Regions from separate parts of the Homo sapiens genome. Here all the other regions are linked to region 1. The links are chromatin loops, found by intact Hi-C in ENCODE. Cell type or tissue: Calu3. All regions are shown on one strand.

Region 1 (4,000 bases):
TCTCCAACAGACAGAAGTGCTTAACGTTTGTTAGGGAGACTGTGTGTGCAATTTTAAATCTAAACTAAATCTAAACTGTAATTTCAAAAGTTTGCCCCTTCCTAATTATTATTTCTCCATATGTAGGAGATTGCCTAAATTATTTATAGGTCATGCTGCCTTAGAGATATCTATAGTAATGAAATAAATCCTCAGAATCCAAGAAACCTTTGTCTGGTACACAAGACGCCTTAGTAGTCTATACCTTTTTTTAATTCTCCAAACTGCCCATAAGTCAATGAGTTTGGAAACCAAAAAATCAGTGTGACTTGCTTAGGAAAAGAATCACTTAGGAAAAAAATCACTTGAAAAAAGAGCATTGATCCTCTAAATGAACCAATTTCAAATTTCTATAGTTTTGGCCCTGACATATCCTTAAGTCAAAATGGAAAAGAAATCTGATTCCCTATTCTTTAATTCACTTTCCTTTTTTTCCAGCCTGTTCCACTTTTTCCTTGGGCTCCCTTTTCCCAAAGCTCCCAATTTTCTCACCTAGTCTTTATTCACAGACAATGACTTAATCAACTTTTGTGGGATTAAGGACCTAACAAATTATTTCTTTTAGTACCATTTACATTTCCTAAGTGGTACACCTAGAGAAGGATTAATAAGGTATCACCGAAAGCTTCTGGAGATGGTTTCTAGATGCCCCTTGGTGCAAAGAATTAAGCCTATACTTCTATACTAAGTTGAAGTATATTTCATACTTCACATGTCACAATTATATTTCCCTCCAGCTTTCATTCTACCTATTATTAAGAATTTTACATGGAAACATATAGGATTTTCCAGGATAAAGAAAATCTTTTACAAAGAGTTTCATGAAACTCACTTTGTTCCATACAAAAGGAGTTTTGGTTATAGACCAATATCCAACTCTAGTGAGTAGTTCTACAGTTTTTCAAGCAATTATGATAGAATGTTTTCATTCTCTCTAGTCAGTGTGAGCTCCTAAGATTAAATTCACAGCTTTTCATCAAGGCTGATGTAACTTTCTTACTATCATATCCTTTAAAATAAGGACTGTAGCCTGAGGGTACCTAAGAACATGTGGCAGAAGGCAAAAACAGAAGGTTTTTACAGTTTAGAATATTTTAAACTCAGAATATTGACTATATATTTTTGGTCAGAATTTTTCTTTTAAGTAGCAGTAATATGCCCATTTTGTAGCCACAGTTTTAAATTTTCAGTCTTCACCCCTCCAAAACAAAACAAAACACAAAACAGAACAACAAGTGAGAAGGAGGAGGGGGAAAGAGAGAAGGAGGTGGTGTGGGGTGGAGAGGAGATGATGCCCCCTTCTGTCATACAACAAAATCCATTTCGAATATCGAAACTTGCCAAGATCAAAACTGGCCAAAACAACAAACTCCACTGTTGAAATTGACAGTACGGTATAAGACAATAACCCAGGTTTCTCAATTGAAATAACTTTGCCACAAATTTCATCTCAACGTCTTTAATATCATGGTTCCCAGCCCTTCATGCTCATTAGTATCCCCTGGGAAGATTTAAAGCTGTACTGATGCCCTAAAACCATTCTCCTGATTCTGATGTGGTTGGTCTAGGGTGCAGCCTGGGCATCAGGAGATTTAAAAGCTCCCAGGGAATTGTATGTGCAGGTACTCAGTGTTTATCAAAAGACAGAAGACACAGCTATTCCAGACACCTGTTTGAACTGATTGATGGCAACCCAGCTTCATTAGATGTCTACCTAGTGTTGAATCTTTGTAGCATCCCCCACATTTGTTCCGTGAAACAGGGACAATAGGAGATCACAGTCTTACATAGCTCTCTGACCCATTAATCAACGGGTTGTTCCTCTCTGGTTCTCTCTGTGGGTTCTGACTCATGCTGCAGTAGAGAAAAAAGACAAACAGCCTAGCCAATAAACGACCGCTGCTACGCGATCTCCTTTGACTACAGTAAAGGGCCAGAAACTGCCTTTGGGAGTGCAGAGACAGTGTAGGAACGATGCTGCCATCTGGCTGCCTTCCTGGGCATCTCTTTAAAAAAAAAAAAAAAAAAAAAGTGAGTTACTAATCATACTCTCCTACATTTACACATTAGATACAGGCTTCACTATTCCTTTGCAGTGAGGACTCCTCAGTGACAGGCAGAACCCAAAGGGAGAGCAAAGCAGCCCAAGGGGAGCAGAGCAACCCAAAGGGAAAGCAGAGTAGGCCAAGTAGAACAAATGCTCGCCTTAAACTTTTTTTTCCTTTTTGAGACAGGGTCTCACTCTGTTGCCTAGGGTGGAATGCAGTGGCGCCATCTTGGCTCACTGCAGCCTCAACCTCCCGGGCCCAACGGATTCTCCTACCTCAGCCTTCTGAGTAGCTTGGGACAGCCGTGCACCACCACGCCCAGCTAATTTTTTGTTTGTTTGTTTTTGTACAGACAGGGTTTCAGCATGCTGCCCAGGCTGGTCTTGAACTCCTGGGCTCAAGTGATCCACCTGACTCAGCCTCCCAAAGTGCTGGGATTAAAGGGGTGAGCCACTGTACCTGGCAACACCTTTAAAAATTTCTTCACCCACCTATCCACCTTTAAAGTTGTTCTTTGAGGGCTTTCAGGAATGAGGTTAATCCAAATAGGATAAGGCAGTTTTGTTCCCAGGAAGTATTTAACACACTGGTTCTCAACTTTCCTACACATTAGAATCACCTCGGGGAGGTTTGTGAAAATGCAGATTGCTGGTCTCCACTCCCATCCAATTCAGTAGGTCCGAGCTGAAGTCTGAGAATTTGCAATTGTAACAACCTCCCAGATGACACTGCTGGTCTGGGAAATCACACTTTGAAAACCACTGAACAAATTGTCAAAAAATAATTGCTGACAGTCAGTAATGTAATAAATCCATTAGCCCCCTCCAGCCAAGGAGGGAAGACTGGGTAAAGAAGCCATAGACGGTGGCAGTGACCGGGGTCAAAAGATGTTGCCACTATGGGGTTGTTCCTAGGTATCTATGGAGTAGCATACCAAAAAGGCCAGGTAAGAAGAAGTGGTATGGATGAGGATTAGACGAAAAATGCCTCTTCATTGTTTTGCCTGGGCTCCTCAGAGACTTGTGGGAAATATTGCATCGTCTCTTAACTAAATATTAAATCATCCCTGTGCATCTAATTTAGTGGGGGGCAGACCTGTTTCACAAGCCAAAATAACAGGCTGCAATAACTGAGGATTTTATATATACCCTGACCAAAGAAGTTTGCATTCTCATAGCACCATCTAGTGGAAATTTGGGGATTTTTGTTTTACATCGAACAGCCTAAAATGGAGATAGTTTATGTTATTATGACAGGGAGAGAAGACTGCACGATTTGCTAATTGAGGTGCAATACAGACAAGTAAACAAAAACAGGAAAAATGTGGCTTATGTGAAAGACATTTTTTAACCATATACAACATGTTCTATAAAAACAGAGCAAAGCCGTTAGCTGAGGAACTTGTGTGCACAAAGAAATATGTACAAATAGCTTTTCCAGAACAGTCTAGTAAAAATATGTAGTAAAAGTGGGAAGATTATGTTATATAGAAATATATGTTTATGTGCTGTGTTTATATGCCACAGCCTCAAACCTTCTTATAACTTATTAACAATTATATGAAAATATAGGAACAAAGCTCATGTTCTGTATGAATACAACAGGATTCAAATAACCACATACATTACAAAGAGTTGAATAAATTGAATTCTCTATTTTCTACTGTATAGTCAAGGAAGAGACAGAGTAAGGAGGAAAACAGTTGTCAAATCTGCTGGTGGTTCTGAGAAGGGATCAGAGAGGTAAAAATGCAAGGTGTTAAAAATCTGTTTTACTGGCCCACAAAATGTTGTTTGCAAAACTCTGTTCTAGATGAGCTGATAGTTTAAGGGTAACTGTTTCACTAAATGGTTTGAACTCAATGGATATTAATCAGAAGCAATTTTCTTTTTCTAATCATATGATTGGTCAAC
Region 2 (4,000 bases), 1.3 Mb before region 1:
GTTGGTCAAAAATGACGATTATTAGAACTGCCATGAGAGCTAATTCTCATGAATTTCTCTGACAGAACACCATAAACAACCTCAGATTATATTTTATCCAAATGTCAGGCTGAAGTGATTTATAATCTGGTTTTCAATTCAGTTCATAAATTACTCATCTAAACTCTTAGTAAATCAAATCAGCTCCATAATTGAAAAAGTACTTTACATGGTTTAACATAAAAGAGGTCAGCAGAAATTAACATGGTGATAATTTTCCCTGCTTTTAAACAACTAGAATGACTAATTCTTTCCACAGTTGAATGCATTTTTCCACTAGATATTTAAAAAACAAAGCCACATTAAAAACCATCTCCTTTTAAGCCTTTCTCTTTCCTATTTTTTTTAATTTGGGAAAGAAAATGTAAAAATGCATGCTTACTACAGTTTATTTCTTCCTACTGATGTGTATCAGCATATATAAATGTGTATATAAATGCAAATGAACAGGAATTTTGATCAAAGAAATACTACAAAGCTAGTTAAATACATTCTTTACTCCTCCCCCTTTCATTCTTATTCATATCACCAGTTTTAGTGTCATTGCTCCAAGTGTGACAGGGACTATGGGAGATTAGATATTTGACCTTGTATGTCACCTCCATGAGGGCAGATTGACTTTTGTTGACAGCAGCATTCCCACAGCTCAAGATAGTGCCTTACATGCAGTAGGCAGGAACTCAGTATGTATGAGGGAGGGAATTTTGAAATACATTATATCACCACAAAAAAATCCTTTACTAGAATGTACTACTGCATAATTATCACCAAACTCTCAGAGATCTAAGCTTTGGAGAGGTCTTTTCTCTTTACTATGATTCTCCCCTACTTCTCTTCCAAAATATTATTTTCTTCAATTTTAAGACAGTAACAGATGGTCTGAAAGGAAACAGTCTCTGAGTTTGAAGATCTTTACAAAGGATGATTTGTGAGTGGGATGACTTAAGACAGAATCAGCTGGGGTCCTCAGAAGATGCCTATCTCCGAGGGTTTCTGCAAGGACTGTGGAGTAAATGAGATATGTGTGACGTGCTTGGATGACAGCCTGGCAGCGAAAACATGCAAATGTTAGTTGCCATTGGCATCATCATATTAAAGATTAATGTAAGCATATTAAGCTGCACATGCAATGCAGCATATAACCTGGCTCATAAAATATATGTGGCATATCATTATTGGGGAACTGTAATCATACACATTAACTCATTTTACACCCACAGTAGTAGCAGAGGATTGCTGTATTATTAATCCTACCCTACAGAAGAGAAAATTGAGTCTTAAAGGAATCAAATAACTTGCCCAAATCCGTAAGTGGAAAGATTAGAATTAAAAAATAGCATCTTTGATCTCTAAGTTATTTCACTCTATAGCATAGAACTCTAGAAATATTCCAGACATATGAATTAACTGAAATCTATTCCACTTTCTGAAGCTTTTAGCTGAAAATATATAAAATATAGCAAATATGCCCACAGACTGTACAATCGACTTTCACTTGTTCAAGAAAAAGGTCACTTACTTGTTCCCTATCTTGCCCTGCTCTTTTCCTCCATTTAGAATGGTTCTCAGTATTTTGGCATTTCCACTAAAGAAAGAAGGACCAGGGAAAAGGTCAGACTCTAAGGTCTTCTTTCTATATAACTTTTGACAGTGCTAGTGAAATACTTTTTGGCTAGGAGAGCTTGGGACTTTCTAATGCAAGTAAATGCCTGCTTTATCTACCTGCGTCATCGTACTGTCACTTCCCCACCAATTCAGACATTTGACTGGGGCTCTCAGTCTGGCTTTCTGGCTACTAAGACAACATATATACTTACCTGATCTTTCAAAACTCATGATGTGATGTGAAGTTTCAGAAAAGCAGTAAAAGCCCTTACCTTCCACCAACTGTCTTTTTTTTTTAAGCTGAAGCTCTATTCCATTGTAAGACAAAACCCATACATTTCAAATTGTTCCACTCTAAAGTTTTTCTTAATCCTAAAACATGAATGACCCTTGTTCCAATTCCATATTTTATAAAGAGTCATTCATTCAAGATATTTTTTATAAAAGCAATAATTAAAGTATATAATCCCTTCACTCACATAACTTCAGATTAGGAAAAATATATTAAAAGTGAGAAAATCAATTCAAATATGAGAACATGACAAAATTTACCATTGCAGGGCTATGAGGATGACAGAAAACTTATGCTTGTGTATGCAAGAATGCCTGGCACCTAGTAGGTGGTCAATAAATAATCAATGCCTCTGCTCCTCAGGGTACGTGCATTATGGTGCTTTGAACTGAGCCAGCAGAGGGCGCTCACAATGCTGCAAGAATTGATCAGCAGTCTTTAGCTTTTTAATTAAAATGGCCCCTTAATTTAGTTTTTCCTTTTAAGTCCTAATACTTACTAAATCCATTAATACTAATTCATATAATAATTGACTATATTAAACTATGTACTCTTTTCACACATCTAGTTAAACCTGGTGGCAATGTTTCTAAAAGATAATGATGTTTATGAATTCTACAATAAAAATAATTTTGGGTGATGGAAAGTAAAATATCCTTGGGTTTTAGAGGTGATACAGGACATAAAAGTACCAAACTTCTAGAACTCTTTTCCTCCAGCTAGTCTAGTGGAGAATAAGAGTCAAAAGAGCAAAACATCAAAGTTGGAAACCATTCTCAAAGTATGTTTTTTTAAAAAAATGTGTTTAAATGTCATCTTTTCATATTGCCTAAATAAAATCTCACAATGGCCAATAATCATGCTCAATTTATGTGAGAAACAGTTTATATAATTGTAGTCCTGAAAAAGCCAGTTATTTCAGCTATTTTTTTTTATCTTATTCTATTCTATTTAGAAAGAGTTCAAGAGGTAAATGTCCCCAGAGAGTAGTGCCAAGCTTTATGGTTGCAATTTTATAAATCTGGGCTGATCCTGAGTCATCATGAGGCCTCAGAACTCTAACAACTAGGTCACTTCTGGGTTTGATTTTAGGTTTGGGGTCTCTGCCAGGACTTCTTCAAAATCCCACAGAAAACGTACGCAAGTCTTTTTAATAACTAAAGCTGAAAAATGTGCCCCAGCTGATACATTTTGTAAGCATAATTTAAAGAGGGAAAGTTAGTCTCTAATTACTAATACTTATTGCATGCTTACTACGTACCACAGTTTTAATACATGCAAAGACATGTATTAACTCACTTTTCATAACATCCCTATGAAGTAGACAATACTATTATCATCCCAATTTTATGGATGCAGAATCTGAAACAAGGGATGACTAAGCACTTGCCCAAGGTCACACCACTTGTAAGTGGGGAAGGAAGGGATTAAAACTCACACTATCAACCACCATCTGATGCTGCCAGACAATTAGTTGTTAGTACTTTTCCATTATTTTCAACTATGGACATTTTGAATAAACCTATACTATTCTGAAACAACCTATTAAAAGAGCATATTTAAACCTCTAACATTAGAAAATAAGGAAAGAAAATTCTGAACCTCCATGGTTTTCAATTAATCTCTTGGATTTAAAAATTCATTTGAAAAACAATCACTAATGTGTGGATGCCACTTTGTCTATCTTTGAAACAAGAAAATACAAAAATGTAAACAGAAAATACTCCAGGGAAATATGCTTGGTGGTCAGTATTAAAGTTCCATGCTTGGTTTTGGAATCCACAGGGTAGGATGGTTGAAAAAGAAAAAGAAAAAAAGACAGCAATGAAAGAATTAAAGGAGGTCAGGAAGATAGGAAGGCTTAAAAATACATGAGAAAAACCAGTGAGGAATGTATCATATTATCCTGGCCAATAGAGGATCAGAATGAGATGAGGAGTTACAGATATCAAAGGACGTTTCTCTGGGCAGAGTTTAAAGGATAAAATGTGATATTGACAATGACTGGCAGACAAAATGATTGTAGTCTAATGACTTCTAGAAAACTTCCGCAAGAAAACAGAC
Region 3 (4,000 bases), 630 kb before region 1:
GTTGGTGCAAAAGTAATTCCGGTTTTTGCCATAATGGCAAAAACCGGAATTACTTTTGCACCAACCTAATACTTGCTCAAGCACATTTTTAATACAGATGAAACCTTTCCATTCTGGAAATGAATGCTTGAAGAGCTTTCACCCACAAGGAGGCCAAACAAATGCCAGGTTTCAAGGTTCATAAGGACAGTATAACAGTCCCACTTGGGAGCAATGCTATAGCCTATAAATTGAAACTCTTTGTGATTTGGCACAGTGAGAACCCCAGGGCCTTCCAGCACATCAATAAGTGCACACATTGTATTTATTTTAATATTGTACTTATATCAATAAGTACACAGGCCAGTGTACTACAAGAGCAATATGAGAAGTCATGGACAGCCCAGCTCCTCTTCCAATGCCCTCCTCAATTGCTATGCCAGTGAAATGGAGAAGTACTGTTTGGAGAATAAGATATTTTTCAAGGTTTTGTTCATTGTTGATAATGCTCTTGCACATCCTCCTTTTACTGGTGAGCTTCATCCCAACATCAAAGTGGTGTTTCTCTCTCCAAACATCACCTCTTTGATTCAATAAATAGATCAAGAAGTTATAACAGCTTTTAAGGCCTACAACCTATGGAGGACCTTAGTTTAGGCTATTGCTGCAACTGAGGAAGACACTGAAATTGTGGAAAGACAACATCTGTGACTGCATCATGAACCTTGTTTGGACTTGGGGTGATGTTGCCGTGGGGTGTATGAATTGTATCTGGAAGAAGACACTGAAGAGTCATCCATGACTTCACAGGATTTGCTAAGGATGAAGAGGTTGCAAAAATCAACAGGGTTGTGATTGATATGGCAAACAACGTTAACCAGGTGTGGATGAAGATGACATTGAAGAACTCCTAGAGGTGATTCCTGAGGAATTGACTAATGAGGAATCATTGGAAATAGAACAGGAATGCGTAGCTGAAGAAGAGACAAGAGAAAAGGGAACTATAGAAGACAAATACTCCCAAAAATTCACAGTGAAGGGCTTAGCAGAAGCTTTTGCAAACCTCAATAAGCTTCTTAAAAATTTTGAAAACATATACCCAACAATGAAATATTTCCACTAGTAGAAAGAAATGCTCGTGGTGCATTATCTGATTACAGGCAATTTCATGATGTTAAAAAACAAACAAACAAAAAAAAAACAAGCAAACCACCATGGACATATTTGTGAAAAGAGTGACACCTCCTCAAGAAGAGCCTTAGACAAATACTTCAGGAGGCATTCCAGAAGAAGGCATTGTTAGCACAGCAGATGACAGCTCCATGCATATCATTGTCCCTGAAAACCTTCCAGTGGAACAAGATGTGGAGGAGGACGACAGTAATATTGATGATCCTGATCCTTTGTAGGCCTAGGCTAATGTGTATTTTTGTGTCTTAATTTTTAAATAAAAAATAAAATAAAACAAAAAAATTAAAAATAGAGAAAAGCTTATAGAATAAGGATATAAAGAAAAATTATTTTGTATAGTTGTACAATGTGTTTGTATTTTAAGCTAAATTTTATTATAAAATAGTCAAAAAGTTTAAAAGTGTAAAATTTAATGAAGTAAAAAAGTTACAGTAAGTTAAAATTAATTTATTATCGAAGAAATAATTTTTTTTTTTTTGAGACAGGATCTTGCTCTGTCATCCAGGCTGAAGTGCACTAGTACAAACACAGCTCACTGCAGCCTTGACCTTCCAGGCTCAAGGGATCCTTTGGCCTCGCCTCCCAAGTAGCTGAGACCACAGGTGCACACCATTATGCCCAGCTAATTTTTAAATTTTTTGCAGAGACAGAGTTTTGCTATGCTTCCCAGGCTGGTCTTGAATTTCTGGGCTCAAGTGACCCTCTTGCCTTGGCCTCCCAGTGTTAAGATTACAGCTGTTAGCCACCACACCCAGCCAAATTAAAAAAAAATTAAGTTTAGTGTAGCCTAAGTGTACAGTGTTTATGAAGTCTCCAGTATGTACAGTAATGTCCTAGGCCTACACAGTCACTCACCACTTCCTCATTGACTCACCCAGAGCAACTTCCAGCCCTGCATTCTCCATTCATGTAAGTGCCCTACATGGGTGGACCATTAAAAAAAATCAATTGTAGTATATTTTTACTATAACTTTTCTATGCTTAGATATATTTATATACACAAATACTTACCATTGTGTTACAATTGCCTACGGTATTCAGTATAGTAACACGCTACATAGATTTGTAGCCCAGGAACAACAGACTACACCATACAGCTTAGGTGTGTAGCAGGCTGTATCATTTAGGTTTGGGTAAGTACACTCTATGATGCTTGCACAATAAAAAACATCACCTAATGACACATTTCTCAGAATATATTTTCATTGTTAAGTGACCTCTGACTGTATTTCTGTGAGATGTCTCCAGAAGAGATTAGCATTCAATTCGGTAGATCCAGTAAAGAAGATCCACCCTCACCAATGTAGGCAGACATCATCCAATCCCTCAGGGCTCTGATAGGACAAAAACACAGAGAAAGGGCAAATTTGCTCTTTTCTGGAGCTGGACACCCATCTTCTTCTGCCCTTGGACGTTAGAACTTCAGGTTCTCTGGCCTTTGGATTCTGAAAATTGCACCACCCAACTCCTTTCATCTTTGACTTCTTGGTCTTAAATCAGGAGTTCCCCAGGCTCTCAGGCTTTGCGTCTTGTACTGAGAGTCACACCATCTGCTCCTGTAGTTCTCAAGCTTTTGGAATCAGACTGAATCACACTATGGGCTTTCCTGGTTCTCCAGCTTGCAGATGGCATATTGTGGAACTTCTCTACCTCCATAATCACGTGAATCAATTCCCATAATACATCTTCTCTTCTATATGTATATTTATATATTCGATTGGTTCTGTTTCTCTGGAGGGCCCTAAAACATCTGTTCTGGAGTGACGGAAATCATGGCATTGGTTTCTTTAGCTGTAAGGGTTATTGGCTGACAAGGAGGTTAAGGAAATTTCAATTCTTCATTTTGATTTGTGTGGCAGTTATATGGGTTTATATTTGTTAAAACACATCAAAATGTGCTTTTTATATCTGTGCATTTACTTTTGTAAAATTTACTTCATTAAAAAGAATCCCTACAAGCCTTGGTGTAGTGGCTCATGCCTGTAATCCCAATACTTTGGGAGGCCAAGGTGAGAGGGTCGCTTGAGCCCAGGAGTTTGAGACCAGCCTGGGCAACAAAGTGAGAACTTGTCTTCCAAATAAATAAATAAAATAGATAGGTGTGGGGTGTGGTCCCAGATACATGAGAGGCTGAGGCAGGAGGATCGCTGCAGCCCAGGGGGGTGAGGCTGCAGTGAGCCAAGACAGCACTTCTGAAATCTAGCCTGGGTGACAGAGCGAGAAAAAAAAAAATTACTACAGATTTTGCACCTTAACATTAAAAGGATAATAAGGAAATATTATAAATAATTTTATGCTCATTAATTCAATAACCTAGAAGAATTACACTAATTCCTTGAAAACTACAAACTGACAAAATTCAACTAAGATAAAACAGATAATCTCAATAGCCATACAGGCATTGAAGAAATTGAACATATAATTTGATAGCTCCTGAAAACATATCTCCAGAACAAAATGGTTCCAATGGAGAATTCTACTAAACATTTAGAGAAGGATTAATGTCAAGTCTACGTAGTCTCCTTCAGAACACAGAAGGGGAGGGAATATAATACTTCCCAACTCATGTTATGAGACCAGTATTAACCTGATACCAAATGAGGCAAAGAAAATACAAAAATAAAACAAAAGACACCATAGAGACCAATATCCCTCATAAATATCACCACAAAAATCCTTGACAAAATATTAACAAACAGATTCAGAAATATCTAAAAAGAATTACACACCATGACTGAGTAGACTTTATACTAAGAGTGCAAGGCTGGCCTAACATTTGCAAATCTATTGATGTAATCCTCCATATCAACAAAATCCAGATCTCTAGAAC
Region 4 (4,000 bases), 860 kb before region 1:
AAAGACAAGTGAAACCTCCTATCTCATTGAAAGATTCTACTCCCTCTAAAATAATCCTCAGTGACCTTGAGGAAACATTCCGGAGTTAAACATGTAAAGTAGATTTCTTTGGCAACTGCAACACTAGGCTATTGCTCTGAGGGCACTTAATACATGTCTACTAGGCTCTCTAGATTTATGCACGTACATTAGTTTGTTTCATTTGCAGACAATCAACAGAAACCTTTAAAAATGTTTGACCCTACATGCAATTTTAAAACATTTAAGAGTTCTGAATTGATAGATCTTTACATTTTTCATAATGGGAAATATCAGAATACACTCTGCAAGTTAAGTGATTCTTCCAGGGAGCAAATTTAACTTGACCTCCCTAAATGGCTACAGATTTGACACACCATTTAGAAGGCTGGAGGGAAAATACTTTCATTTACTTGTTCTCTAAAGCGGCACTGTTCAATAGAAATACAATGCAAGTCACATACGTAATTTTAAATATTCTAATAACATATTAACATAGTAAAAAAGTGAAATTAATTTTAACATTTTATATAGCCAAATATATCCAAAATATTATTTTAATATTAATGAACTTTTTTTAAGTCAATGCAGTATTATACATCCTTTTGTTGTACTAAGTTTTTAAAATCCAATGTGTATAAATTTTACCCTTATAGCACATCTCATTTTGGACTAGCCACAACTGAAGAGGCCAATAGCCACATGTGGCAAGTGGCTACATTACCGGACAGCATAGCTCTTAAGTAATACTTTGAGATCTCACATACCACCATCTCCTTAAAATTAGTTTACATTCATGTTTCCTGTTTGAACTGAAATTACAAATACAAGCAAACTGTTCATTCATCGGATAAATCAGGATCAAATCACCTTATCTGAGGATCCAGTTAACATACACAATAAGAAGCAACTGGATTATACCCTATTATATCACAAGCAGACTTCAGAGACAGGGTCTGATCATCCCAAGTGAATACAACTTGTAGCAAAAATACAGGTTAAACATGAAAACATTGTCCTATCAAACCATAAAACTGCCTAATTCCTTGCAGCCACTCGCATTATTGAGCACATATCTCTTCACAAACTATCTACAATATTGTTTTCTATGCGTGTTCAATTTTGTAAGCCATAGTCATTAAAAAAAGAATAGAGCGCTATACAAATGAAATGAAAAAAATTATTAGAGAAAAAATAATCAACCAGCTACTTTTAATGTATCTTATACCAACCAATAATCTTAAATTCATCTACCTGAGTTCCACTAAAATGAATTCCCACAATTCCAATTCATTTACTGCTTTTCATACACATATTCCAACCACCAAAATTACTAAAAATGTTCCCAAGCAATTAGGACATTTGCTTAAAACGTAAATAATTCCAACAATGCATTCTGTAGAAAACGACCACTAAAACCATTAGCTTAGCCCATAAAATTTGTCCTTAAGGCTAGTAACTGAATAAATCAAACAGAACCAACTATATGCTTATTTACTGCATTTACATTTTGTAACACCACATTCAGCAATTTCTAAATGTGGAAGGTCAGTTCAGATTGCACACACAAGCAGTAACTTTAAAGCTTAGCAAAATTTTAGAAGTTTCTTCAGTATACTTCTGAAAAAACACCCTCTACAGAAATACATCAGAACAAAAATCAGCACCATTCATATGAATATCAGAAGCACAAAATCAGTATATTCATAAATCCACAATGTATACTTATGCTAAAAAGTATTTTTTCTCCCAATTTTATCTAGTTCACCTTCTACAATTTTTGTTTAATGCACTTGCAAAGCTGTAAAGAAGCAAATGTTGTCTCCTCTGCTGCACACATATCCAGACAATACATCAATCTCTTGGTATTTTTCCACAATTTGAAACCAAAACAACAAAATTCATTTCTTACCTGCAATTAGGAGGAGGATCAAGGGTTATTTCAGCTAGCTCCTTCTGAATTCTGTTAGTGAAATGAGAAGAGACAAAAAGGATTTGATATAGTCTACAGAATAACCAGGGAATTACACTGCCCTCTACCACCATGCAGTTAAATGCAAGGCTGGCTCTGCCTTCAGTAATGCTAACATGGCTGCTTCCTCTTTGTTCTCAGAGGCATAACCCAAATCCCTTAACAGAAACTTTGCAGCTTTTTTTCTCACTTGCTGCTGCAAACAAGTAAGTCATTTACACTTGATTGGAGAAATACTCATCCACTAGTACTCAGTAAAGAATATAATATCTATTTCAAAACACTTTTTACCAAAGAAATTCTCTTTTCAAGCTTATATGCAAATGAGACAAAAAGGGAGGAGGGAAAGCACTGGAATATTTGACAAGGACTTGAAGTGACTTTTACTGAGGTAAAAATTAACAGGCTACTGCAAGAGCACATTAACAGTTCTGACAATATTTTATCTGTCAAAAAAAAAGTTTAAAATTTACAAATATCTTTACTTGTGAAAAACTTTCAAAGACTACTTGACATTCTAATTTAACCATTTCTGTTTTCCCTGATTTTAGGTACAGCACTTAAATTTAATAAACATTGAGAGAAAGAGGAGAAAATACATAGGCCTGAGTTAAGGGGGAGAAAAGCAGTTCTCTGATTTGATTCAAATTTAAGATGATTTCAAAACTTTAGATGTGTCTAATATGTTCCGCATCAACACTATACCAAATTGAGAATTTTAAATTATGTCAAAGACTGCTGCCATTCAAAAATATTATCAAGTTATTAATACTTCATTACTGAGACAATAAGGGTGAAAATCCATAGAAAAATATGAGTATTTATGAATCACCACAGAATGCAATATTTGATCAGTTTTTATATTCTTTTTCCTTTAGTTATCAATAAAAATTAACAAAATGTCAAAATTGGTTAATGCTGTAAACATTATACATTTTATGTATAATTACTAGAGTTTGTGGATATTCCACTACTACTACCACTGATAAGAGTCTCATTGACAGAATCTTTTTTTCTCCATCAGAAAACATCAATCAATAGGAAACAAATGATCTTTCACTTACATCCAATTAAATATGTTTCTCCTGCTGTTGAGTATTAACTTGTCAAGCACATCCACAAGTTTCAGAGTGAAGAGGCCCAAGGACAATGCAAGTTTTCTATCACTAGTGACACCTCAAATTGTAAAGGGCTACTTTTCAGTTTGATTTGCCCTCACAAGCACAGGAAGGGATAATCATAATTTAACCAGGAAAGTTACCTGTGATATACGATTGAAAGTCATGTTTTGTAAAACTGTAAGCAGATTTGCAGCACAATTTTAAATCTGCTTTCAAATATAGCAAAGGCCTGAATTTGCAAATTTTCTAGCAAATATGATCATTTCTGATCATTAAGTTTCATGAAGAGAGGCACTGCTAATCTCTGGAAGTGTCAATTTCATTAAAGAAGATTATGACTCATAAAAGGAACATCCCCAAAGTACCATCTAATTTGGGTTCACCAAATTTTCCTTGCCAACTCCTTAAACAATCTGTCAGAATGTTAGTCTAATCTCTACTCAAGGACACTCTTAACTGAAGTTACCGAAGTACAGAATTAAGTTTGCTTAAAAGTATAATTCTAGTAATGTTGCTTACATACCACCTAAAGAATGACAACTCATTCAAGTACAATTAAACTGATAATGAAGTAAATATTTCTGAACTACTGCTATTGAGGTAAAACCAACAAAAGCGTCCAACCACCTGGAAGACAACCTGACAAAGTGTGCTGGATCCTTCTTTTACACATTACCTTTTAGCACTAGTGGATAACTTAGCAGTGGTTTTGCTAGAGAGTTTGGTGTTTTTCTTCTGCTGGGTGGCAGAAGGTTTTCTTTCCTCTTGTTCTTCAGGCTCTGGAGCGGCTGGGTCTCGCTGGTCCGCATCTGAACTGCCACTGCTGGTGCTGGGGCTCTCATCATCGGACCTTTGCCTATCACTGGACATCTTGGTGAAGTTATCTCTT
Region 5 (4,000 bases), 930 kb before region 1:
AATAAAGATTTGCTTACCAGGGTTGCAGTCTGTCAAAAGGGAACAAATAGACAGCAAAACCTTTGAAATAGTCAAAGCGGGACTCCAGTTGTCTTTAAGGATGTCCAGACAGATGACTCCCTGACTGTTGATGTTGCAGTGATAGATTCTGGTGCGGAAAGTAACCTAAGCACAGTCACATTAAAAACAGAAGGAAAATGAATGCTGTATTACCAATTAAAACACTAAAAAAAAATGAAGGGTAATATATCATAGATGATACTAAATTATTTGACTGGAGCTAAACTTAGATTAGGTTTAATAACAAAATTAAATGCTTTTGACTCAGTTGAAAAAAATTTTTTGTTTTTACCCTGTATAGAAAGAACTAAAGTGAGGAACTGATCAGTTATACTTAAATAACTGATACAGTAATTCCATCTATGTGTGTGGGTACGTCTGTTTGCATACACATCCACAGCATATACAACTGTGTGTGTACACATACATACAGAAAGACAGAAAGTGAGGAAGAAAAGAAATGTTTTGGTGCCGAAGGTAAGAGGAACTGATGAAGATTTTTTTTTAAAACATAAAAGTTACATCAGTTTCTTACTAGAAAAGATCAGTATCAATTCAGCTAATTTCTTACCAAACGTTAGAAAATACTGGAGGATTTAGAAGACGGTTGGTAAAATCATTCACACTACCTGCCTTTCTGTTTCTTAGCCTTTTATTTCTACAGCTGGTTCACTGTCTTGTTAGGCTAAAATATTAAAATAAAATAAACAAGGTTTTTAGCTACTGGATAAAGGAAACTAATATATCCCTGAAATGTGTGAGAAAAGAAGATAAATCATAAGAACAAACACTGCCAAGTCTCAAAACAATCACAAACACTAATTGGATAGCTAATTCATAATTGGAGTTGCCGAGAAAAAAAAAAATTTCTGATCATTTGAAAACTAGCAGTGTACTGTGAGCGCAAAAGTTGAATCTGGGAGGAAAACATTAAATGCTCTCAAAAGTGTCTTCCTGAAAAGAATGCATGACAGGGAGGGGGTAGGGGACCAACACACTAGTTTAGTGGGGGAGGAGGAGAGTATGCCCCTCTAGAACTGCTCTGACCAATACAGCATATACTAGTTACATGTGCATATACAGCTCTTAAATTGTGGCAAGGTGAATTGAGACGAACTAGAAGTGTAAAATAAATACCAGATTTCAAAGAGTTAGTACCAAAAAGAAAATGTGTAAGATTTCATTAACAATACTCTTACACGGATTACATGTTGAAATGACAATATTTTTAATATGTTGGGTTAACTAATATAGTATTAAAATTGTTTTATGTTTTATGTGGCTATTAGAAAATTTAAAATTATACATGTAGATTTTACTATATTTCCATTAATGCTGCTCTAGAATATAGAAATAATTTATGTTCAGATCACTGACGTTACTGCTCAATACATATGTGATTTACAAATATATTTTCAGCTATAACTAGTGAACAGAATAGCATTCATGAGCAGATTTCTATTAAATATTTATTATCCTTCAAGAAGCTCAACTTTTCCAAACTTCAAAAAGATTTAGCATTGCAGAGAAATAATTGTTCCAAATACCAAGATTATACCAGAAATCTTATTTTTCATTTGTCCAACTATAGATCTTAATGGTTAATACTGTATATCTCAGCAACAGAGTGAACACTAAAGAATTAGATGATATATTGCAATTTCAGCAAAAAACCAACATGCTAAATTTATAATCATTATATTCATCAAAATTACGGCAAATCATATACAGTACTATATAGTGTGAAATTCTTATATTAGCCAATTTCTGTTTTTCATTAAAAGGTGTCCAGGAAAACTTAAGAGTCTTTTTCTTCAATTAATCTTCCCCATATGCAAAAATAATTTCAAGATCTTACATGCTGATGGGACCACACGGTAAAGCACTTTAAACACTAACAGCTGTAATTGAGAGTAAATGGTGTCTGCGGTTTGGGGTAAATACCACTAGATGGCACTCGTTACCTTGTTAGACAATAAGTTACTGAGAAATAACCCTCTTTTATTCACAAAATAAATCCGTTTATGTGCACATATACATATACACACAGGCTACATAAATTTTAAATGGTATAGACTGCAACATAAATTTTTAAAAGTACAGAGAACAAAAGTCACCATGTTGGAAAAGAAAAACATTTCACCATAGTTAAGGGCTATGGACTTGAAAATACACTTTCCCCTGCTATGTCAGACATCTCTGTAACAACAGCATAATAATGCTCATGCTTAATTCCAGTGGTTTTTACCTGCTGACTTGACCATTGTAGAAACAGAAGTTAGCGGAGGGAGCCATTCAAGTAATTGTTATATTTAAGCTTTGCAAAGTTGATGGTCATTAGAAGGCACAACTCACCCCGTTCTCTGTTATCCATCTAATTCATACTTCAAATGAACTCAGAGCCAACAAAACTCAGGCATTCTGCTTCCACTACTACATCATACCCACAGAAGGTACAAAATGAGTTTACTAAATATTATTAGTTTCCCTCTTCTTGGCTATGAAGTTTTTGCTTATCTATAAAGGTATTCAGCACAAAATTCACATTATTAAACCCTTATTTCTGGAAGCTGTCAAACAGTTTTACTTTTTATCCTAATACCTTCATTAATACCTTAATAGTTAATTAAGGTATTATTAATTAAGGTATTAATGAAGGTTCATAGGATCTTCTCCCTCATAAGCATAAAATTTATCTGCTTTATTGATGTGCAAGGTATAGTTTTATTTACAATTAAGAATTAAACTCTTTCTGTTTATTACAAATTATTTGTGAAAGGAGTCAATTACTGTTTTAAAATTCTTGATTATGCGAAAATTTCCATATCAATCCATGAAAAGCAATGAAATCAAAATAACTGCATCAATACACATTTAAGTTCTAGAATAACCGATTTTAGAGGAGAAGGATTAAATACTAAAGAATGCACTTCAAGCTTCTTACCTTTGGTGGCTTAAATGGATAATCTGATGAAAATGTGATATCCAGAAAAAACACACCACCTTCATATACAGAACCCGGTGGACCAAGTATAGTTGATCTCCATTCATAAATGTTATCTCCTTTAGGCCCAGCACTATTTAAAAGAAATTAAAAATCAGTATGTACATATATTAGCAATGAATGTTAATATCCTAAAACCAGGGAAGTGTTAAAGGTAAATTAGCAATCTAGAGCAATAAGAAGTAAAATAAGTATAAAAGAAATAAGCCCCAATGTGTTTGCATGTGCATGTGTGTATGAACTTACTTGGAAATATTACAAACTTACAGAGGAAATGCAAGAAAAGTACAAAGAAAATTGGTATAACTTTACCCAGTCTCCATTAGCATTCTGCTCTGCCCCATTTGCTCCTCTCTCTCCCGAAACACACACCCCTCTAAACCTGCAAGCATGCATAGAGACATACTTTTTTCTGAGTCACCTGAAAGTTGCACACGGCCTTTTCCCCATAAACATGTCAGTGTGCATTTCCTAAAAACAATCTCCTATAAATTACAATACAGTTACAATTTCAGTAAATACATTAATACAATTCTTTAAAGTACAATTTGTATTATAATGTTGTCAACTGATTCGGTAATACCCTTTTAAAAAATTAATTTTTCTCCGATGCAGGACCCAGTCTTGGAACCACGTTATTTCCTGTGTCTTTATTCTCCTTTAATATGGGTCCTTTCCGCCTTTCTTTAACTTTTATAACATTAACGTTTTTTGCAGAATCTAGTCTTCTTTTTTAAAAAATGCTCATCATTTTGAGCTTGCCATGTTTCCTCATGATTTGATTCATGTAACGCATTTCTGGCTGAAATAGTAGGTGTCTGGCTGAAATAGTATGTGTCCTTCTCATGGTATCACATTTGGAGGCACACAGCACCTACCTGTACCTCATTGGTGATGTTAAGTTTCATCATCCAGACAAACTGCTATCCAATTTTC
Region 6 (4,000 bases), 1.4 Mb before region 1:
TCATGACCCTATCTCTTCCTCGTCTAAAACTCTCCCTAAAATCAAAACAGTATGTCCTGTTGAAATACTTTATTGTATCAAATATAATGAGAAGTAAAATATTCTCTCTACTTGATGTATGAAACACTGACTTCTTGTAGTGGACAATTTTCACTTGTCTTTTTAGTAATGGTTTTTATTAAAAATAGATGTTAATAACTGCTTGTTTAATCTTTAAACGTGGCCCTCTGAGAGCAGCTTACCGTAAAAGAAACGGTTGTCAGCTTTCTTTTTGCTCCTCAGTCCCTCCTGCCCCTTCCTAACAACAGAAAATTTGCTTTGCACCTGCTCCAACTGGGTTCGAAGAGATAAGCATCTTGCAAGCCCAGAAAATTGTAGTATCAAATCTCAGCCCCAACTGTGAGGCAGCACTATCATTGAATCCCTGCTGAGAGGCGTTGCTTTCCCAATTCCCAAAAGAGTTCTTTCTCCCCTGGCCCCTTTTCAGGCTTGAACTCTGACCGAAACCCTCTTTTTAACTCCCAGCATGCACTGCACTTGGTACTGACACTGACCCATCCCTGCTTCCTCTGTTCTGCACTGGACTCATCAGTAGGTCAGGCGTTGGTAGCCCTGGGGTCACTGGGGTGCCCAATTCCAATAATGAGCACATTTAGCTAAGGAGAGGAAATGTACCCTTCTATTTGTTACAGTCCATTGCTTTTTTTCCAGAAACAAATGCTAAAAGAACATTTGATATATTGTGGTTTGGTAAATACACATAGCACTGCCTAATATTCACAAAGTTGCCTCTTTTTTTTGCATCTTCCTTCATAAATTAAATATATTGTTCTAACTCATGATTTATTTTAAGAGGGATATACCTATTTCACAGCTAGGAAAATGTTTTCAAATAAAGTTATATTCAGAATACTCTTGCAAGAATTTCAAATAAAAATAGCAAATACTATTTAAATGCATATAACATTCTAACAGACTTGTGTGTCATTTTAAAGGGAAAGAAAAAAAATGATGACAAGGACTTTACAACTTTGTCTTTAAAATTTCTTCTTAGGCTTTCCAAACAGACCGAAGTCATTAAAAATACTCCTTAACCCCCAAAGTCACAAAAAAGAAGCTACCCAGGTTTATTATGAGAAGGTTGAACCTCTGTTGAAGCTTGCAGGAATAAAAACTGATGTAACAAGTAAGTAATTTTCAGAATATAATTTCACCATCTACAAAAACATACAAAAGCAAAATAATCTGAATTTGTCCTTAATGCAAACTTGGGAAACTACTTGTAATATCTATAGCATTTTTACGTCTTCATAACCTACTGCAGCCAGCTCGAGGGTTATAATTTAATTATTTTTGTTATTTTTATTAGAATATTAATATTTTCTCTTTAGAATTTTTTCAGATATTTTTTCAGACTTAAACAATTGTTAGATATAATTACAAAGGAAGCTGTATACTTGTTTACATCTTCATGGAGATGTTTGCTACTTACACGTTAATTTTGCAGTTAGGCAAGAAATTGATTTTTTGCTCACTTATATAGTTGATGTCTTTCCATGGAATTCTTCCTTGGGTTGTTTTCGTTCTGACTCTGACCCCTGGTGGTTAGGTCAAAACTAAGCACTGAACTGCTGGTTTTATTAATAGATGAATTTAGAGATGCTAGAAGCTTAAATTTGTTGTCTAAACTAAGAAATGTACTTAGGTTTGTGCCAAGGAAAATAGAAACTTGTTAATGCTAAACTTAATAGATGATTAGTAATATCCTTTTTGATTTTTTTAATTTGGTAGTCACATTTCTTTGTTTCTTTGAGACTTATTTTCGTATGGTGGGGAACTGAGTAGAAGAGTCGATGCTATGGAGAATCGCAACCTTCCTAGCTTTATTTCTATGTGGCTTCGCTAACAGTGGAAATTTGCAATAAATTTTAATTGATGAAAAGTATTATAAAATAAGCCTACTCAGGGGACAAGCCCAGAGTGCAATTGGAACTTCCTAGTCCCAGTTATAGATTCCTAGGGAAGGGATTCACAGTGATGTGGCTTTACTCAGCTGTAAACAAAGGAGATAAGTTTCAAGATGTTAATAATATCATTGAAACCTACACCTAGTGATCTGATGGATTGAGGTAGAAGAAAGTTCAAAAAAAAAAAAAAAGCAAGTTTTGTAGGAAGGTCAGCCCCCATGAAATGTGCCTATAACTATAGAGGTTCGAGAGAAACTACCATGAAAAACTCAAGAGGAATTTTTGAATTAAAATAAAGTTATAGTGAAGAAGTTAACCTTTATGTTTGTGACCTTCGGCTTATTTAGAGGTGATTTACAAGTAAAAGAGAAAATTCAGATTTATGTTTTCTTTCTACTGAAGATTTCCAAAGATTGGCTGAAGGAAAAGTTTGAGATTTGTATTAGGGTGAGACAATTAAAAGTTGAATAAACATATTGGCATACTCAATGACTATTTTGTTCATTGCTTTTACATGTGAATACTACAAAGCAGCTTAACATGGATATTGCTATATAGCATTCACTTCAGGAATCTCATTGTATGCTTGCTCTGTGTTCAACATAGTGCAGGATGCGAGATGAATAAGCTATCATACTTGGATGACTTTCTACATTATTAGAGATTCAAAAAAATGCTTAAAACCATTATAACTGGGGTATACATAAAAGAACTTTGATGTCTCAGAGGTGATATTTTGATCGGAAGATTCAAGAAAAGCATTTGAACTAGGCAGTTTTTAAGAGGCAGACAAAAAATGAGGGAAGGAAGTCAGGCTAACAGGCATGTACTGTAAAAGTTGGGAGGGGGGGCGGAGAGAGAGAGTGTGTGTATGTGAGAGAGTCCATGTGTGTTACACCCATACATCTGGAGAGTTTGTGCCATAACTTTGCTCTACTTTCCTCAGTTTTTACATTATCTGAAATCTTACTCTATCATCATAAAATAGCTGCCAGTGAATTTCATCCTTTCTTATTAATATCCAGTGGGATGGGGAGAGGTGTGCATATGTGTGCAAGAGAGACCCAACATGCTTTAATCCTGAAGATGAATTAAAATTTCCTTTTTTAAGTTTGGGCACAGATACTGTATTAGCGCAGTCAATCTGGAATAATCATTTATTTAACCATCAAGACTCTTCCCAGGGGCTGAGGACAGATCCCCTTTTCCTGATGACTGAAATGCCTCAGCTGAATCTGGATTCTGTTAGGGAGAAGAAAGGGCAAAATGACTTCTAGGAAGGCTCTCAACAATGTATACTACAGGAGGTATAATTCCAGGTTATGGATGGATCCTTAAGCTGCACTCAGCAGTTTACTCATCGTGTATTGATCCACAGTTGGTGTAAATTTTTTTTTATCATACTGTTGCAATCTGGTTTGGCAAAGATGACTCCACCAGCAGAATTAAAATTAAAAAGGAAGAGAGAAAAAGAGATTGGAGACAAGAAAACTGATATACAAGGCCTGAACTAAGGCAGAGGAAATCATCTAAATGTGCTTTCCTTCTTAATTGTATTGGAGACAAAACTATTATGTTCTAGGATTTTTTTCTCTAAATTTGTAAATATTACTAAGTACCATATTTAAACATAAAACAATAGAATATTCCGTAAAGCAAATTTAGAATTTACTTACATTTGTGCAGAATGGCTAATTATTAGCTGCCTAACACTCCTCCTACAGGCAAATTTATAAAATTACATCATTTGCTTATAAAACCATTTTAGTATGCATATTGGCTCAATATTTATGAAAAATATTTCTTGAATAAACCTGTGAATATTTGAAAAGTTTTAGTCTTCCTGCCTATCTTACAGTGTTATTTTTGTAGTTGAAATAATATATTTGAAACTTTGTATATTATACTACAGAAAGGTGGTCATAATACTGTTAGTTTCAGTTTCAAAAATTATGTCATAGTAAGATCGAATTCGTACTTTATTTGAAAGTATATGGAAGAGTAAAGCAGAAAGAGGACATATCTTCTGCATG
Region 7 (4,000 bases), 980 kb before region 1:
GGCACATTTTCTCTGTCAAAATGAAAGTTTTCCAATTACAAGGAGATAATATGAGGAGATGCAAACTTAATCTCTTAAACAAAAGGTTGCAAGCTGTGTAATAGATATTTCAGGGGAGAGATTTCACTATAGTTCAATTGATTTAAACGTTGCAGATCACAAAATGTGCTATCTTTCCTAATAAAACCAAAGAATCAGCTGCAGTTGGTGCTATTTACTGGAACAGTGCTATAATGCTTTCATCATCTAAGAGATGCTTCTTTTAACAGTGTTCTTCCATGGAGTTGGAGTCTGTGCTCATTTTTTGTTTTTTTTCCTAATGTGTAAACAGGTACAAAGAAGCCATTTTGCTTTTAGTTAAACACCAAATGCCTTAAATGAAGTCTTCAAGTTTAATGTTAAAAGATACCAAATCATAGAATTTCATTAGGAAGACTACAAGTTAAATGGTAAGAAAGCCCTATTATCATCAAAACCTGTAAGACAACTTAGCTAAAATGCCAACAGTATTTTCTAACCCAGGGAATGCTAATAAAAATGGTATGTAGAACCCTCAATCCCTATGAGAATGAGGTGATATGCATCAACACTTATCCAAAAATAACTGACTCATCCAAGTAAATCAGTAAGTACCTTGTTGTAAGGTTACTTCTTAGAAAGATAGGGATTTTCAAGTTGACATAAAAATGCTAAGACAAAGCAGGGGAGCCCTCGTAGATCCGTTTCTACAAATCCAACAAGGACACTACATAAGTGTAGAACGTGTGCCAGCTCTGAGAAGAATGTTTTACAGGATAACTACAACCACACTCTTGTACTAAATGCATTAAACAGAATTTCAGCAGAGTTTAAGTGTTGAAATGATCATACAGTTCTAATGTAAGCAAAGATTCTTCAATATTGATACTGGATTACTTTCTTCTGTGGTTTAAAGAGAATTAACTGATCCAAAATTTCTAAGCACATATTCAGAATATTAAAAGAGAAAAGGTACATTTCCAAAAATTAAGGTAATTCATATACAGAAAAATATTTTTATCTCAAATTTCAAAACATTTAAAAAATATATTTTAGCCATTAAGATGAAGATCAATGTCACAAGGTTGTGCATAAACACTGAATTGCAGTCAATAAGGTAAAATCATAGTGGGCAGCTGCCTTTTGTCATTTCCATAGAAAGTAGCTAGGAAACTGTCATGTCTTTACTGAAAATTCAGTCAGCTAAATAAAGCAGGAGTATATATTCTAAGTAGTCTCAACTGCAACATTGTAAGATCTGTAAATCAGCCAGAAATATAAGCAAGGCCTTCGAATCTCTCCGAAAACTTAACAGATTCCTACCGAAGAGTTAACGTTTTCATGCAAGCAGCATTTTTAAAAAGCTTCAGCATCAACATAAAGTGGTCTATAACAGCTGTTGTAAAGCTCAACATCAATTTTATGTTGGCTCAACTACTAAACAGCAATCACAATGGCATCCCTTAGGAGGTATTTAAGGGCCCAAGGGTATAGCAATTTAAAAACTGAGTAGGAAATCAAAACAAATTCCCAGTCTGTTTACAAAAATACTTCTCCCTATGTTCTTGTACCACCACCTAGTGGTTACACGGCTCTCAATCTGACCATTGATAGAAACCAAATAGAAGGAAAGAAGAGGGAAGGAAGGGAGAGCGGAGGAAAAGTAAGAAAGGCGGGAGGAAAGAAAAAGAGAAGACCATGAAAATAAAAAGGAAAAAAAGGAGGAGAAAATAAAAACTAACAAACAAAAGCAAAAAGAAGTACACATATAATTTTCATATCTTAAGATCTACTTCCTCATAAAATTCATAGCATGTTACCAATTTGAATTAAAACACCGTTTAAAACCATTTCTCTTTACACATTTATTAAGTACATGAAAATTCTATAGTCGATATAACAACTCCCTGATTTTTTTTAAAAAAAGGAGTTGAATTTCTAGAGATGTATTTTACACTAGAGAACCTACAGCTGTATTTTCCTGTGTGTGACCTGATATAAGTACAAGATTATACCATTATTTTTTAAGAGACTCATTATTGATCAGTAGAGCTATTTATATAAATTATGGTAATTCATAAGTAAAAATGAAGTGAATATTTATGTCTTGCTATGGAACAGTCTCTAAGACATTTGGCTAAAGTGGAAGAAAAAGCAAGATGTGTAATCATGTTTTGGGACCTACCACTTGTATAATGATATATATTTTCTTTTATATGTGTACAGTATCTCTGGAGGGATAGACAAGAAGCTGAAAAGATTACCTCAACAGAGGAGAATTAGGTGAGTTGGAAGCTAAGGTGTAAGGGAGACATTTTGTAGTTTTGTAGTTTAAACCATGTGAATGTGTTACTTATTTAAAATTAAATAAATTTTAAATCACAATTACAAAGGATTATGTTTTTTAAATTTATTTAAAATTAAATAAAATTTAATATATTAAATTAAATTAAATAAATTTTAAATCTAAAAACTGGCACATTATTTAACAAATCTTTTCTCTGTGGATTTTATAAATCAAAAAAACCACCCTCCAAATTTTCCATTTAAAGAAATATTTGTCACATTTAATGTGAATGTAAATTTATTATAAATATAACAGAAATAGGAGCTTCACTCTTTCTCTGTCAAAAGAAATGCAGTAGTTTAAAGGGAGAAATTATTGTAAAAAAGCAGAAATTAAAGTAATAAAATACTAAAACCATTTCTCTCTCATACTTTGACAAGTTCTACAGGCCTGGGTTGAGGACTATTCTCAAGAAGACAGTCGGAATAGCTCAGGCTCTCTGTGCTCCTGGCTGAACCGTAAGTACATTGGAGACAGCATTAGTTGATGCCCAGATGTCCAAAGGTAGAAAAGTTGAGAACTATTAGGAGATGAAAAGAAGTAGGGAATGCATAAAGGGCAGTGTCTCTTTATGCCCTGGAGGAGGAGGAAGGGGAATGGGATTGGGACCTTGTGAACCCAGCCTCAACTTTCACAAAGGATTGTGTTTTTAGACTTCAGCCTTAATCTTCTAAAAGAGATTGCACCCATTGCCACAGGGAGAGGCAGATAGGTCTAGGAGAAGAAAAGGGTCCATTGTAAAATTTTGTGTTAAAATGTTCATCTGTCAAAACACTTAACATAAAGCATTATTTTTGTACTCCTGATTTAGTAGTTCTTTATTTTTTATTAGTCTTTAAGCCTTAAAAAAAGAACGTATCTGAGAAGTCCTAGAGAAAACCTTGAGTACTCAGGGGAAGCTGTAAAATAGGGTTGTAGAGGAAAAAATTCAACGGTTTTTGGCTCATGCGACCTGAAGAAACCGACCTAATGGGACTGGAGCAGGCATGCAAGATCACCAAAGGAAGCCCAGCATGGGTGAGGCACAGAAAAGGCAGTATATCTGCAGCTCCCTAATACAAGAAAAATACGTTGGAATACTTGATTTTTGTTTCATGCCCTGATAAAAACTTTCTACTACTGATATGCCTATTTTCTTCATTTGTTGATATTCATATTATTCAGTGTTTTAAAGGTCAATATAAGCAATGCCACTTTTCCAGGTGCTAAATTCTATAAAAAGTTCTTAAATGATATGTAAAAAACTTATTAACTACAAATAGATAGTTGTTTGGAACCAGGCATGAAATCAATATTATATTCTACTGAGGTTAAAAGATGTCCTTAATTAACACATGCTGTGAACTCAGTATTTGAGATATTGAAAATATTATTGAATAATGTAGACTATTCACTAATCAGAAGTGAGCAGGTTCTGTTTGGGCAAAGGCATTGGGAAGAACATGTGTCTAAGAAGTAATATTGCAAAATGAGATATTCTCATGACGAGGTTGGTCCTTGGTTCATCCTCATAGCTAGCTTTTGGACAAAATTGCATCGATGCTCACAAGCATAAGCATTGACACTGAAAAACATCATAGCAAACTTACTTCTGATTTAATTTACATACTATTTTAAATATGATTTTAAACATTT

What was found. A loop is a pair of places that touch in the nucleus more often than their neighbours do. Peaks named below come from ENCODE experiments on the same cell type or tissue, not always from the same donor. Only the 100,000 strongest peaks of a DNase experiment are listed, where the experiment ranks them.
Region 2: a loop joins it to region 1, with 7 times the contacts of the local background. A loop is called at or near these places in 49 of 110 quality-filtered maps.
Region 3: a loop joins it to region 1, with 2.5 times the contacts of the local background. A loop is called at or near these places in 3 of 110 quality-filtered maps.
Region 4: it touches region 1 in a loop (6-fold over the local background); 26 of 110 quality-filtered maps call a loop at or near these places.
Region 5: a loop joins it to region 1, with 12 times the contacts of the local background. A loop is called at or near these places in 58 of 110 quality-filtered maps.
Region 6: a loop joins it to region 1, with 3 times the contacts of the local background. A loop is called at or near these places in 7 of 110 quality-filtered maps.
Region 7: it touches region 1 in a loop (7-fold over the local background); 6 of 110 quality-filtered maps call a loop at or near these places.

Annotation. Positions count from the first base shown.
Region 1 is chr2:180,123,713-180,127,712 of GRCh38, reverse strand. EPCART (ERG-positive prostate cancer associated androgen responsive transcript) reads left to right here and starts at 2,519. Exons shown (of 4, transcript XR_923634.3): 1 at 2,519-3,033. In Calu3, CTCF peaks have their summits at 2,000 and 3,201; DNase peaks (open chromatin) are centred at 1,992 and 3,252.
Region 2 is chr2:181,465,167-181,469,166 of GRCh38, reverse strand. All of the region lies in intron 2 of ITGA4 (integrin subunit alpha 4), which reads right to left. Among named protein-coding and RNA genes, the nearest start is that of ITGA4, 9.8 kb to the right of the region's middle. In Calu3, a CTCF peak has its summit at 2,309 (motif pointing right); a DNase peak (open chromatin) is centred at 2,326.
Region 3 is chr2:180,752,326-180,756,325 of GRCh38, reverse strand. The region is part of intron 3 of SCHLAP1 (SWI/SNF complex antagonist associated with prostate cancer 1); the gene reads right to left. Among named protein-coding and RNA genes, the nearest start is that of SCHLAP1, 62 kb to the right of the region's middle. In Calu3, no CTCF peak of the experiment used is centred here; a DNase peak (open chromatin) is centred at 2,035.
Region 4 is chr2:180,982,024-180,986,023 of GRCh38, reverse strand. UBE2E3 (ubiquitin conjugating enzyme E2 E3) reads right to left here. Exons shown (of 6, transcript NM_006357.4): 2 at 3,788-4,000; 3 at 1,931-1,981. The coding sequence starts at 3,981. Among named protein-coding and RNA genes, the nearest start is that of UBE2E3-DT, 3.0 kb to the right of the region's middle. In Calu3, a CTCF peak has its summit at 1,963; a DNase peak (open chromatin) is centred at 2,083.
Region 5 is chr2:181,056,830-181,060,829 of GRCh38, reverse strand. It overlaps UBE2E3 (ubiquitin conjugating enzyme E2 E3), which reads right to left. Exons shown (of 6, transcript NM_006357.4): 4 at 3,005-3,137; 5 at 18-165. Among named protein-coding and RNA genes, the nearest start is that of LINC01934, 65 kb to the left of the region's middle. In Calu3, a CTCF peak has its summit at 2,006 (motif pointing right); a DNase peak (open chromatin) is centred at 1,989.
Region 6 is chr2:181,570,939-181,574,938 of GRCh38, reverse strand. CERKL (CERK like autophagy regulator) reads left to right here. Exons shown (of 13, transcript NM_201548.5): 3 at 1,055-1,186. Among named protein-coding and RNA genes, the nearest start is that of CERKL, 84 kb to the left of the region's middle. In Calu3, CTCF peaks have their summits at 1,593 (motif pointing left) and 3,138; a DNase peak (open chromatin) is centred at 1,598.
Region 7 is chr2:181,102,302-181,106,301 of GRCh38, reverse strand. No RefSeq gene overlaps it. Among named protein-coding and RNA genes, the nearest start is that of LINC01934, 20 kb to the left of the region's middle. In Calu3, a CTCF peak has its summit at 1,594 (motif pointing left); a DNase peak (open chromatin) is centred at 1,581.